Linked DNA regions of Mus musculus: region 2 is linked to region 1. The links are chromatin loops, found by intact Hi-C in ENCODE. Cell type or tissue: left cerebral cortex. All regions are shown on one strand. Each heading gives the region's core, and the rest is flanking DNA. Links, peaks and the distances in the headings are about the cores only.

Region 1 (5,380 bases), core at 74-5,073:
ATCCCTGGAACCCACTGTGGAAGGAGAGAGCTGATTCATGAAAGCTGTCTTCTGACCTCCACTCGTGTGCTGTGGCACCTGTACTCACACACATCATTCATGGATACACACACACACACACACACACACACACACACACACACACACCTATTAGTGGCACTAGTAATAAATGATAAAATCAGAGAATAGGTCAAAGCAGAGGGACCAGATGGAATTTGCCAAAGACTGAATGAAAGGAGGACCTGTGGCTCCTGAGACTAAGAGTGGTCATGCTCTCTGCCACAGTGGCCCAGCTCAAGGCTCAATGAAGCAGAAACACACAGACTCAGCCTTCTTGGTTTTCTTATCCCAGGACATTTCTGAAGGGATGGGGATCCTAACCTGAGAGCCCCCAAGGGTCTGGCTGAGTTTGGTTTAAATTGCAACTTGATCTTTTCTTCTTGAGTCTCTTCCTTTCCTTCTACAAGTGTCCATCTCAAAGCCACACCTTAAGAAACACTCTGCATAATAAACACTGCTTCAGAGCTCACTTCCCAGGAGACCCAATAGTGGAAAGTTAGAAGAATAGGTGCCCATTAGGAATGGTCAAGAGGTAGGAAAGTTAGATGCAGGATTAGGGAATGACTGAATAGATAGGGCATGTACAATGAGTGGGAGCAAGGGGAAAGAGGATGCAAAAAGATCATCAGGAAGACTAAGGTCAGAAAGAGCTGCACCAGGGTGACAGCAGATGAACTGAGGCCACAAACCAAATCCAAGAATAAGAAATGACAAGGACTGGCTGGAGAGATGGTTCAGTGGTTAAGAACACTCACTACTCTTCTGAAGGTCCCAAGTTCAGTTCCCAACACCAACATGACATCTCACAACTGTCTGATATGATTTTCTGTTGTGTAGAAGATGTTCATGCAAACAAAGTACCCATATACATAAAATACACAAAGTAAATCTAAAAGTAAATAAATAAATTAAAAATGCACTTCAAAAAGCCGGGCGTGGTTGTGCACGCCTTTAATCCCAGCACTCGGGAGGCAGAGGCAGGCGGATTTCTGAGTTCGAGGCCAGCCTGGCCTACAAAGTGAGCTCCAGGACAGCCAGGGCTATACAGAGAAACCCTGTCTCGAAAAAAAAAAAATGCACTTCATAGAAAAAAAGAAATGAAAAGGTCACTTTTTTTTTTCAGAAAGGGAAACTCAAAGATATTTTTTGTCTTATTTTGTAAGAGTACAGGGAATGAGTGTTGTTATGATAAATTATATTTTAGAACTGAATTTGAGTTGAGGAGACCTTGTAGGAAGTTGTATATTAAAAAACAGAGAGGAAGATAAAAGGTCAGATGGGAAGAGGTCAACTGGGAGCTGTGTCAGATTGTATTTCCCAAAGACAGTCCAAAGTGTCTGTGGTGATGCAATATTCCAAAAATATCTCTTACATTTTAACAGACTGAAACTTTTGCTGGACCACACAGTTAGATTTAATAATACATCTTAAGGTCACAGAAATATTTAAGACTGCTAGCCTACTGTGACCTCAAACTGTTTAACCTGCCTTTAAGGGAACAATGTAACAATCAACCTTACAGCCTTGGATTTCCCTTGTGGACAGCTTTTAAAACCCAAGCTAATGCACAGTTGTAACATTGTGTACTCTTCAATGCCCCCAACCCAGGTAATGTGGGCACATCCTTTGCTGAAAGCAGCAAACAGAGAAGTTGAAAACAACTTCCTAGAATCTACATAAAGGTTGAAAGCAACCACTTATGAATATTAGTTGATAAACAATGAGGTTTGTTATTTGGTTTGTTGAGATCGCTGGAGTCAATGACTTAATGCCTTGTAAGACTCTGTTAAAGATTTCTGTAAAGTGTCTCATTCCTTTACCTATGTGATGTTTTCTATACTGTTCAATAAATCCTTTGTTAGAGACAGACACACAAGGACAGACAACACCTTTAGGCAGGCACAGGTTCAGACACATACAACAGGCAGACAGAGGATGGAAGATACAGGGAACGTGAAGCAGAGAGTTCAAATCTGGACTCACTCTTGGTTGAACTACTCTAGGAGGAAGGGCTTTTCTTTCTTTCCTTGATGCAACACTGAAGTATTTTTGATGTCTCAGAGTTAATCACTAATGCATTGTAATTGGCACAAATGTCTACCATCTCATATTCTCTATAGTGTGAACTGTCTGGGTCCCATCGAGAAGCGGAGTCTCATTCCCTACCCTGCTAGATATGGACAGGACTATGACTGCTTCCCTCAAGGAGTGCACAGAAGAGACATTGTGTGATTTCTGGGTCAAGGCCAGAAAAGCTGGGCAGCTTCTGCCTTGTGCCCTTGGAATGAGGCCAGATGCCATGTAAGAAGTCTCAGTATCCTCAAATGACTGTGCTGAAGAGGTTCTGTACATGAGATGACAGCTGGTACCAACTGACGACCATGAGTGAATATTCCACCCAGAAGAGATAACTAAAGCCCAGCCAACATCTGGCCTCAACGACACAGAAGAACTCGTGTGAAGTGCCTAATAGTGTCCTTCCCAAACTCCTACTCTGCAGATAGGAAAGTTTGTTGTGTAGTAAGGGGAACAGGGTCATAAACAGGAAAGAGTAGGACCTTGCCACTGCCCTGCACAGTGACCTCCTATCCTCCATCTTCTCTAGCCCCACTCCCCCACCCCCGAGCTCCCCATTTATCCTACCCCATTGGCTCCTACCTCCCACTTAGCTGCCAGGGGCTGTTCTTTTTTTTTTTCTGAGACAGGGTTTCTCTGTATAGCCCTGGCTGTCCTGGTACTCACTCTGTAGACCAGGCTGGCCTCGAACTCAGAAATCCGCAGGGGCTGTTCTTAAGCAGGTCCCAGCTAGTGTGATTGCATCACTCCCTTCTTGAAAATCTGGCTTTAAGTGGCCTTCAGAGGGCCTCAAGTTTCAGTATGTGTTATACTGTGGATAGTTTATTTTATGAGTCAACTTTACTGGACCAGAGTATATTCAGCCACCGGTCAAACTGTATTCTGGATGTAGCTGTGAAGATTTTTAAAAAGATGACATTAGCATTTGAACTAATTACCGAGTAAAACAACTGCGCATATGTAGGGGTAGGGAGGGGTCGCATGGACAACAGACCTGAGTGGAATAAAAAGGCTAAGAGGTGGGTACTCCTGCCTAAGGGCATTGGATAGGCATGAGCTTTTCCTGCCTTCAGACTCAAGAGAAAAACATTCATTTTTGTTGGGTCTCAAGTCTGACAGCATGAACATCCTTGGCTTCTTGTGCCTCAAACTTGCTGACTAGGTCTTGGGACCTCTCAACCACCATAACTGTGCCATCCAGGCTTTTGTTTGTTTATTTGTTTTGATTGTTTTGATTTGTTTTAGATGGAATTTGGCTATGGAGCCCAGACGGGCAGAAGTTTAACTCTTGCCTCACCCTTCTCTGTAAATGAGATTACAAGTATGTTTTACCAAATTTGCTCTGAACAAATTCCTTATAAGTAACACATATGTACCACATATGATAAAAACATATATGTCATGTAAATGCCATATGCATGGTATAACTAACCATATACCATGTTTTTTCATATACATATACATGGTATTTCTTTTTATTAAACATTTATTTATTTATTATATGTAAGTATGCCACAGACCCTCTGGGTCCCTTGTCTGCGTGGAACGAGTCTCTGGAGCAGGTGGGCAAGGCTTTGGCGGGAATTGACAGACAGACTGGATACAAGAGAGTGGGGAACTGAATGTAATTTGTCAAATCGAGCATCAAACTTTTTATACAGAAGAAAATAGGGAAGTTGGGTGACACACCGGCAAGGTACAAAGACGTTACTGGATTCTTACACAAAACAAAGGAATACAAATATGGAAGAACTGGCAGGAAGCAACTGGGATAAAACTCAACGTTAACAACTGGGATCAAAAACAGCTCCACCTGGGGCTGGTGAGATGGCTCAGTGGGTAAGAGCACCCGACTGCTCTTCCGAAGGTCTGGAGTTCAAATCCCAGCAACCACAAGGTGGCTCACAACCATCTGTAACAAGATCTAATGCCCTCTTCTGGATTGTATGAAGTCAGCTATAGTGTACTTACATATAATAAATAAATAAATCAAAAAAATAGCATAGTTTGAAAGCTATTGCAAACTATAAAAAAAAAACCCAAAAAACAAACAGCTCCACCTAAGGTCCACTTAATCTTAGAAGCCTGGGGCAAGGGCTTCTTGCCCTTGCCATAGTTCCTACTATAGTCTATTGTATAGTCCACCTTCCCCCTAGGCCATTGTAAATACTTGTTTGTGTATGGGTGTGACTCAGCTACCTATAGTTCTAAGAATCTACTCTGGTTCCTCTTTAGGTCACAAAATCTTTTTCTTCCTAGATAATGGTAAATTTCTGTGTAGGGCAGTGACTTAGCTATCCATGCCCAAGGTTGGATCAAGGACTGCCTATATGTCAAAATATCAATCCTTAGGAGCACTTGTAAGAAAGCAATATTAAGGGAAAGCACACAGATCCGTTTACCAACTAAAGCAAGGACATTGGAGGATTCTTTATACAGGATGCCACAATTCCAGAAGACTAAGTTTCTGTAAACTTTTTGCCTCAGGACAGCGCCCAGGTTGTCGTGCTTGTCACTACTGGAGTGGATGTAGCATAAGTACACTGTAGCTGTCTTCAGACACACTGGAAGAGGGCATCCGATCTCATTACAGATGGTTGTGAGCCACTGTGTGGTTGCTGGGATTTGAACTCAGGACCTCCAGAAGAGCAGTAGGTGCTCTTAGACGCTGAGCCATCTCTCCAGCCCTACATGATAGATATGTCTTATTGATTCCAATTTCTCTGGATCCCTGTGACTATAGAGACCAAGGCTTAGGAATTTCTTTTTAAAAACAAGGTCCTGGGCTGGTGAGATGGCTCAGTGGGTAAGAGCACCCGACTGCTCTTCTGAAGATCCAGAGTTCAAATCCCAGCAACCACATGGTGGCTCACAACCATCCATAACGAGATCTGACTCCCTCTTCTGGAGTGTCTGAAGACTGCTACAATGTATTTACATATAATAAATAAATAAATCTTAAAAAAAAAAAACAAAAAAAAAAACAAGGTCCTGCCGGGCAGTGGTGGTGCATGCCCCAGCACTTGGAAGGCAGAGGCAGGTGGATTTCTGAGTTTGAGGAGAGCCTGGTCTACAGAGTGAGTTCCAGGACAGCTAGAGCTACACAGAGAAACCCTGTCTCGAAAAAACAAAAAACAAAAAACAAAAAACAAACAAACAAAGGTCCTAAATGATTTTGATTCTAGCACAGGTGCCACACTTTAGTTTACCAAATCCATTATTTTATAACCCAGCAATTCATTCC
Region 2 (5,380 bases), core at 194-5,193, 130 kb after region 1:
CCTGGTGTTCATGTTTCCATCTTGGCCAGACTTCTGGACTTGGGTCACTCACTCCACACACATTCTGCATTTGGTCCCATCATCTGTACTAACCTTTCCTTTGACCTGTTTTGCCCCAGTCTTTGCTTCTCTGCAGAACGTTACTCTATCAATGAGGTCTTTCCAGCATCCTATAAAACCACACGCTGCCTATGGCTTTACCCTGATTTGTCTTTCTTCTGAGGGCTCATCGCTCCTGACATGTTCTTGTTCTATATCATTGCTTTTAAAATCCACGATTGGCCTTTCCTGTTAGATTAAAGGTTACTCAAGGCAGGGACTTTCTTTTAGCCATTGCTATATCCTTAAAGCCTTACACACGGCACATCAGAGCTCCTCAGTAATAGTTTGTTGGTTGAGAGAAAGAGAATTGAGTTATTCCTTAGTACTTAGCCATTGCTCATTTATTCACATCATGAATGTTTGCTCTAAGAAAGATATAGTGTGGGACAAGTGGAGAGAGGACCTGCTTGCTGAATGCTGTCTAGAGAAAGGCATTCAGGTGGCCTTGTGAGAGCAAAGTCTACACAAAAGATAAGTCAGATGGCTTTGAAGGTGCCAAGTACGGCATGAAGAAAACAAAACTAGAACGTATGGAAGAACACTTTGGTGGACATGGTTGCCTGTGGCAAGCTGGAACCCATACGATACACTTCAGGAAGCCAGGCCAGAGATGATCTGGGGTCAGCACTGCAGAAGAGCTGATTGCAAAAATCCTGGGACAGGGAGGAGCTAGAGCAGTTGAGGAAGGAGACAGAGGTCAGCATTGGGGGTGGGGGTGGGGATAAGCTAAGGGTGGAGGATGGGAAAAGTTGTGAGAGGCAGGACGAGAAGCAATGATTCTGTTCCGTGTCTACTAAGATGCAGGAGGCAGTTGTAGCCTGTGTGGCAGGTTTGATATCAGGTTTTAAAGTTCACATTTGCTGCCCGGTGTGGAGACTAATTAGTTTTATGGGACAGAGCAGAGGTTGGAGACCTGCTTCAGCTCTGTGTGTGGCTCAGAGCACACATCTACCCTCTGGGGAAATGGGCAAAAGAAGAACAATTTTCTTTAGTGTGGTAAATAACTCTTCAGTAAACAGACATTCAGTGACTGCACAATGGTTGTTCAGCTATTTGGCTTAGGCACTGATTGGAGATTCAGGCATTATTATTCTGTCTATCAGATAAGGGCCTGGGGCCTGGAGAGGAGCTTATTCAAGCCCAGTCAGCAAGTGACTGAATAGGGACCCACGTGGTACCTGCTTTGTGCACGGCAATGCCCATGGGAGGACCACGGGAGAGGACCACAACTCCAAGGTGCAGCTGTTTCTGCAGGCAGCCTTAGAGCCATCATCAGCCAGCCTACTTCCTTTGGGCTTGTGCCCGACATGAGACCTGTGTCTGCACCAACACTGTCCCCTCTTCCTCGTCCAGGCTCAGCAGAGCAGTTCTTCAAAAGCAAGCAGAGAACATGGAGGACCCAGCCCATTCCAGTCTCTTAAGTTAAAACTAACCCTGTGTTATCTATCAAAGTGAAGGCAGGACAGCAAGGGCTGGCATTCTGACTCTGGCCTGTGATCCCACACTGGCTGCCCCTATCCCTGGGATTCTCCCTCTCTGGCCGCAGAAGCTCCCAGGGGGAAATCATCACGACAGTTTCTTTCTTTCTTTCTTTCTTTCTTTCTTTCTTTCTTTCTTTCTTTCTTTCTTTCTTTCTTTCTTTTTTTTTATCTTTCCAGGTCTCTGATATTGTAGTGTCCCATCAGACTGTGGGCCTGAGTACCCAGGAACCGGGCGACATCTTCACCTACTCTCCATTTGATGGCATCCTGGGCCTGGCCTATCCTACTTTTGCCTCCAAATACTCAGTACCCATATTTGACAACATGATGAACAGGCACCTGGTGGCCCAAGACCTGTTCTCCGTTTACATGAGCAGGTAGGGGCTGCACACACCAAAGGTCTGACTGATATCTGGTAAGCACTGTTGGCTAAGGTGAATGTCTTCCCCTTGGAGACACTACTTGCGAAGGTACATCCAACTATCCAAACTATCTCCATCCTGGTTTCTGGGCACCTCCGACCTTCTGTCCAAAGACCTTACTGGAATCATTCATGCAACTAGAGTTTACTGGGCCAAAGATGAGATGATTTCCATCCTATATCTCGATCCCCCACAAAAAGCTAAGCCTTACTGGGGATGTGTTAGAGGGCTTGCACGTGCTAGGTCCCAGGTTCAGTCTCTGGCACTACAAATAACAACAGAAACAAAGCCTGTTTCCATCTCTAGATAAGGGCTTTTAACCTGTTCTTCCTAAGAGAAAGGGTCTCCACATCATCTGTCAATGTCTTTGAGATCCTCAATCCCAAAGAGTCCAGGGTTCTCCTTCCACCAGAGAGAGAAGGAGGGTTGCTTACTCAGGAATGTGTGTCGGAGCCAGGCTTCAATCCCAGATACAATGTTGCTGCTTTATTTTCCTGCTCCTTGTGATGACCTAGCTCCTCTCAGACTTGGGGGTAGGTGGCAACACAAGGAGAAAGAGACCACCCCCAGGATAGGAAGCTGAAGAGAGGAGACCCCATGGACAGAGTAAGGTACATTTCATTCATGCATGCATTTAGATATTCATTCATTCATTCATTCATTCATTCATGTACTCCATGCATATTTGCTGGGCCTTTATATGCAGGGGTTAGGCCAGGACATGGGTATACATATAACCAAACAAAACAAGCTAGAAGATATATTCTAGCAAGGGAAAGAGACAGCACACAGCTCTTCACATTGTAATCAAGCAGCTGAGAGAAGGGTGTCGCAGCAAAGAACAGGGCAGATGGGTGCCTTAAAGCATGGGATGTCCACTCTGACAATGTGCATGCATGCCTGTGTGTACGTGTGTGAACATGCACACAGGACAAGGCAGGACATGATTCATTGATGGTGAGTGAGAATTATCAAGGCGTGGGGAGGAGAGCCAGTGCATTTTAGGCAGCAGGTTCTATGCTCTAGAACCTGGAGGTAGGAGGGGCTCACGTTCTGGGTGTGGGTGTGGGTGTGGAACAGTGTGGATAGATGAGACAGTGAATGAGTGTGTCCCAGTAAGCATTACGCATGCAACCATATCCCCGAGGGAGCAGAAGGGATCTGGCTCTGGGAGGCAGTTTTAATTCAAAGTGTGGGGCCTTGTTGAAGACCTTCCAGGGGTGGAGGTTCATTGGGCTGCTGGGAGGGTCTGAGGATAGCATGTCAGAACCTGGTGGTCCCCTGACCTGTGTGGAGTGTTGCTCCCTCCCCTATGGCAGTGCTGACTCAGGGCTGTGAGGCTGAAAGGAGCAGGAAAGCCCGTCGAGTCTCAGTGAAGCCTGCCAGAGGGAGAGGCTGCTGAGGTCGCCCTGTTGGGTTGGGAGAGAGGCAGTGAAAGGCCTCTAGGTCTCCACCCATCTGCCTCGGGGATGCCTCGGGGATGCCTCGGGGATGGGACTGGGCCCTCTTCCCCAGCTGGGGGTCTGCTGCTACAGAGAGGTCTTTCTCCCTTCCAGGAATGAGCAGGGGAGCATGCTCACACTGGGGGCCATCGATCAGTCCTACTTCATAGGCTCACTGCACTGGGTGCCTGTGACAGTACAGGGATATTGGCAGTTCACAGTGGACAGGTAGGTGAGCAGAACCTAGAGGCTGACTCTTGGTGTGTGGATAGGGGGGCTCAGTAGCTGTGAGATTATTGGTTGATTCTGACAGCTAGCTGGGATGTCAGCATCCCTTGCAAGGGGTTATTGTTGTATATGCAACCTTGCACTGATTGCCTCTTTCCCAGAGGCACCGTGCTGAGCAGTTCTATGGCTGTCTCATTGGTTGCCCCTGAACCTGTAGGAGGTGGGTGCCAGTATTGCCCTCAGAGTGTAGGTTATAGACTTATGATTTGGGCCTCATGACCATCGTCTGAGGAAGCCAACTCATGGATTACTCATGAGAAGCCCAAGGATATACAAATGGTGGGAGACTTATCTGAGACAGGTATTGCTTAAACAGCAGAGAAAACTTGAAACTGGATCTTTAGGCAGCTAGTGAGTCTTCAGTCCACCCACGGGATGATGTGCAGGTGGATTGTTTTGTTGTTTTTTGGGATCCTTGCAATTTGAGCTGTTCTCAATTCAGCCACCAATTGAGGGGGAAGAGCTCAGTCTTTGATCTTGGGAAGTTTTGGCGGTTCTAAGAAGAGGCTCAAAGGAGGGATTTGGACTTCCCTTCTTCCTTGAGGATTCTGACATGGGTAGGAAGGACCCGGGGGAGAAGGCTGGTTATAGGTTGGTACCCTGAAGCCCTTCTATTTAATTTTCTAGGATCACAATCAATGGTGAAGTGGTGGCTTGTCAAGGTGGCTGCCCTGCCGTTCTGGACACAGGCACTGCCCTGTTGACGGGGCCTGGTAGAGACATCCTCAATATTCAGCAAGTCATTGGAGCTGTGCAAGGCCATAATGACCAGGTAAGGTCAGGTCCTCCCCTTACTTCCAGAAACTCCCTGAATCAAGAGCCCCTTTCTACACAGAAGAAATGTTGAAGGAGAATGTTGGGTGAGCCCATTTGTTAAAAGTGGCCAATGCTTTCCTTCCAGCGTTGGTCTGCCCTTGCTGTGAGAGCTTTATGCTTCCTTTGCATGGTGGCTATCATCTGTTTCCTGGTCCTGAGAGCCTATGCCTTTTGTGGCTTGGTAACCTTTGCTGCACCTTCTTGTTCTACTCAGTCCACCGCTACCACCAGTCAACCCCTCTCCCTTTTTCCTGAGATACTTGTACACTTTGGCTAGTCATATAAGGAAGACACTGTCCATGTGTTGCTGAAAGCTGATACCTCCAGTGGGACTATGTTTTGAGACCCGGCCCCATCTGGACAGCCTCCATTTCCCTTGAGAAGAGTCATACATTGTGGAGGAAGGAGTTCTGTACCATCAGTGCCTCTTTTAATAAGTGACATTCTTCTTTCTTCTCTTAGTTTGACATCGACTGCTGGAGGCTGGACATCATGCCCACCGTTGTCTTTGAGATCCATGGTAGGGAGTTCCCACTGCCACCCTACGCTTATACCAACCAGGTATGCACTTCCAGAGATGCTCTGGGTCTATCTAGCATCCCTTCCCCCTGGAACTTTGATGAAGACTAATGGTGTGGGCCAGACCAAGAATACCAGGCCTCTTGGATGGGTCACAGTATTTATCATTGACCTTCTTTGTGTGGCCACTATAGAGTCTTGCTGAGAGAAACAGAAAACAGGAAGGACAGTGGAGGAAGGATATAAATTGGATCCAAACTACCCATCAGGGCCTCTATCCACTGTTCAAGTTTCCAAGCCCTGGTGGCTT

Evidence for each region. Peaks named below come from ENCODE experiments on the same cell type or tissue, not always from the same donor. Only the 100,000 strongest peaks of a DNase experiment are listed, where the experiment ranks them.
Region 2: a loop joins it to region 1, with 2.4 times the contacts of the local background. A loop is called at or near these places in 6 of 42 quality-filtered maps.

What each region holds. Positions count from the first base shown.
Region 1 is chr3:107,346,124-107,351,503 of GRCm38, reverse strand. No RefSeq gene overlaps it. Among named protein-coding and RNA genes, the nearest start is that of Rbm15, 16 kb to the right of the region's middle. In left cerebral cortex, for the core only: no CTCF peak of the experiment used is centred there; a DNase peak (open chromatin) is centred at 2,333.
Region 2 is chr3:107,212,506-107,217,885 of GRCm38, reverse strand. It overlaps Cym (chymosin), which reads left to right. Exons shown (of 9, transcript NM_001111143.1): 5 at 1,761-1,960; 6 at 3,562-3,675; 7 at 4,363-4,507; 8 at 5,014-5,112. Among named protein-coding and RNA genes, the nearest start is that of Cym, 6.5 kb to the left of the region's middle. In left cerebral cortex, for the core only: no CTCF peak of the experiment used is centred there; a DNase peak (open chromatin) is centred at 3,078.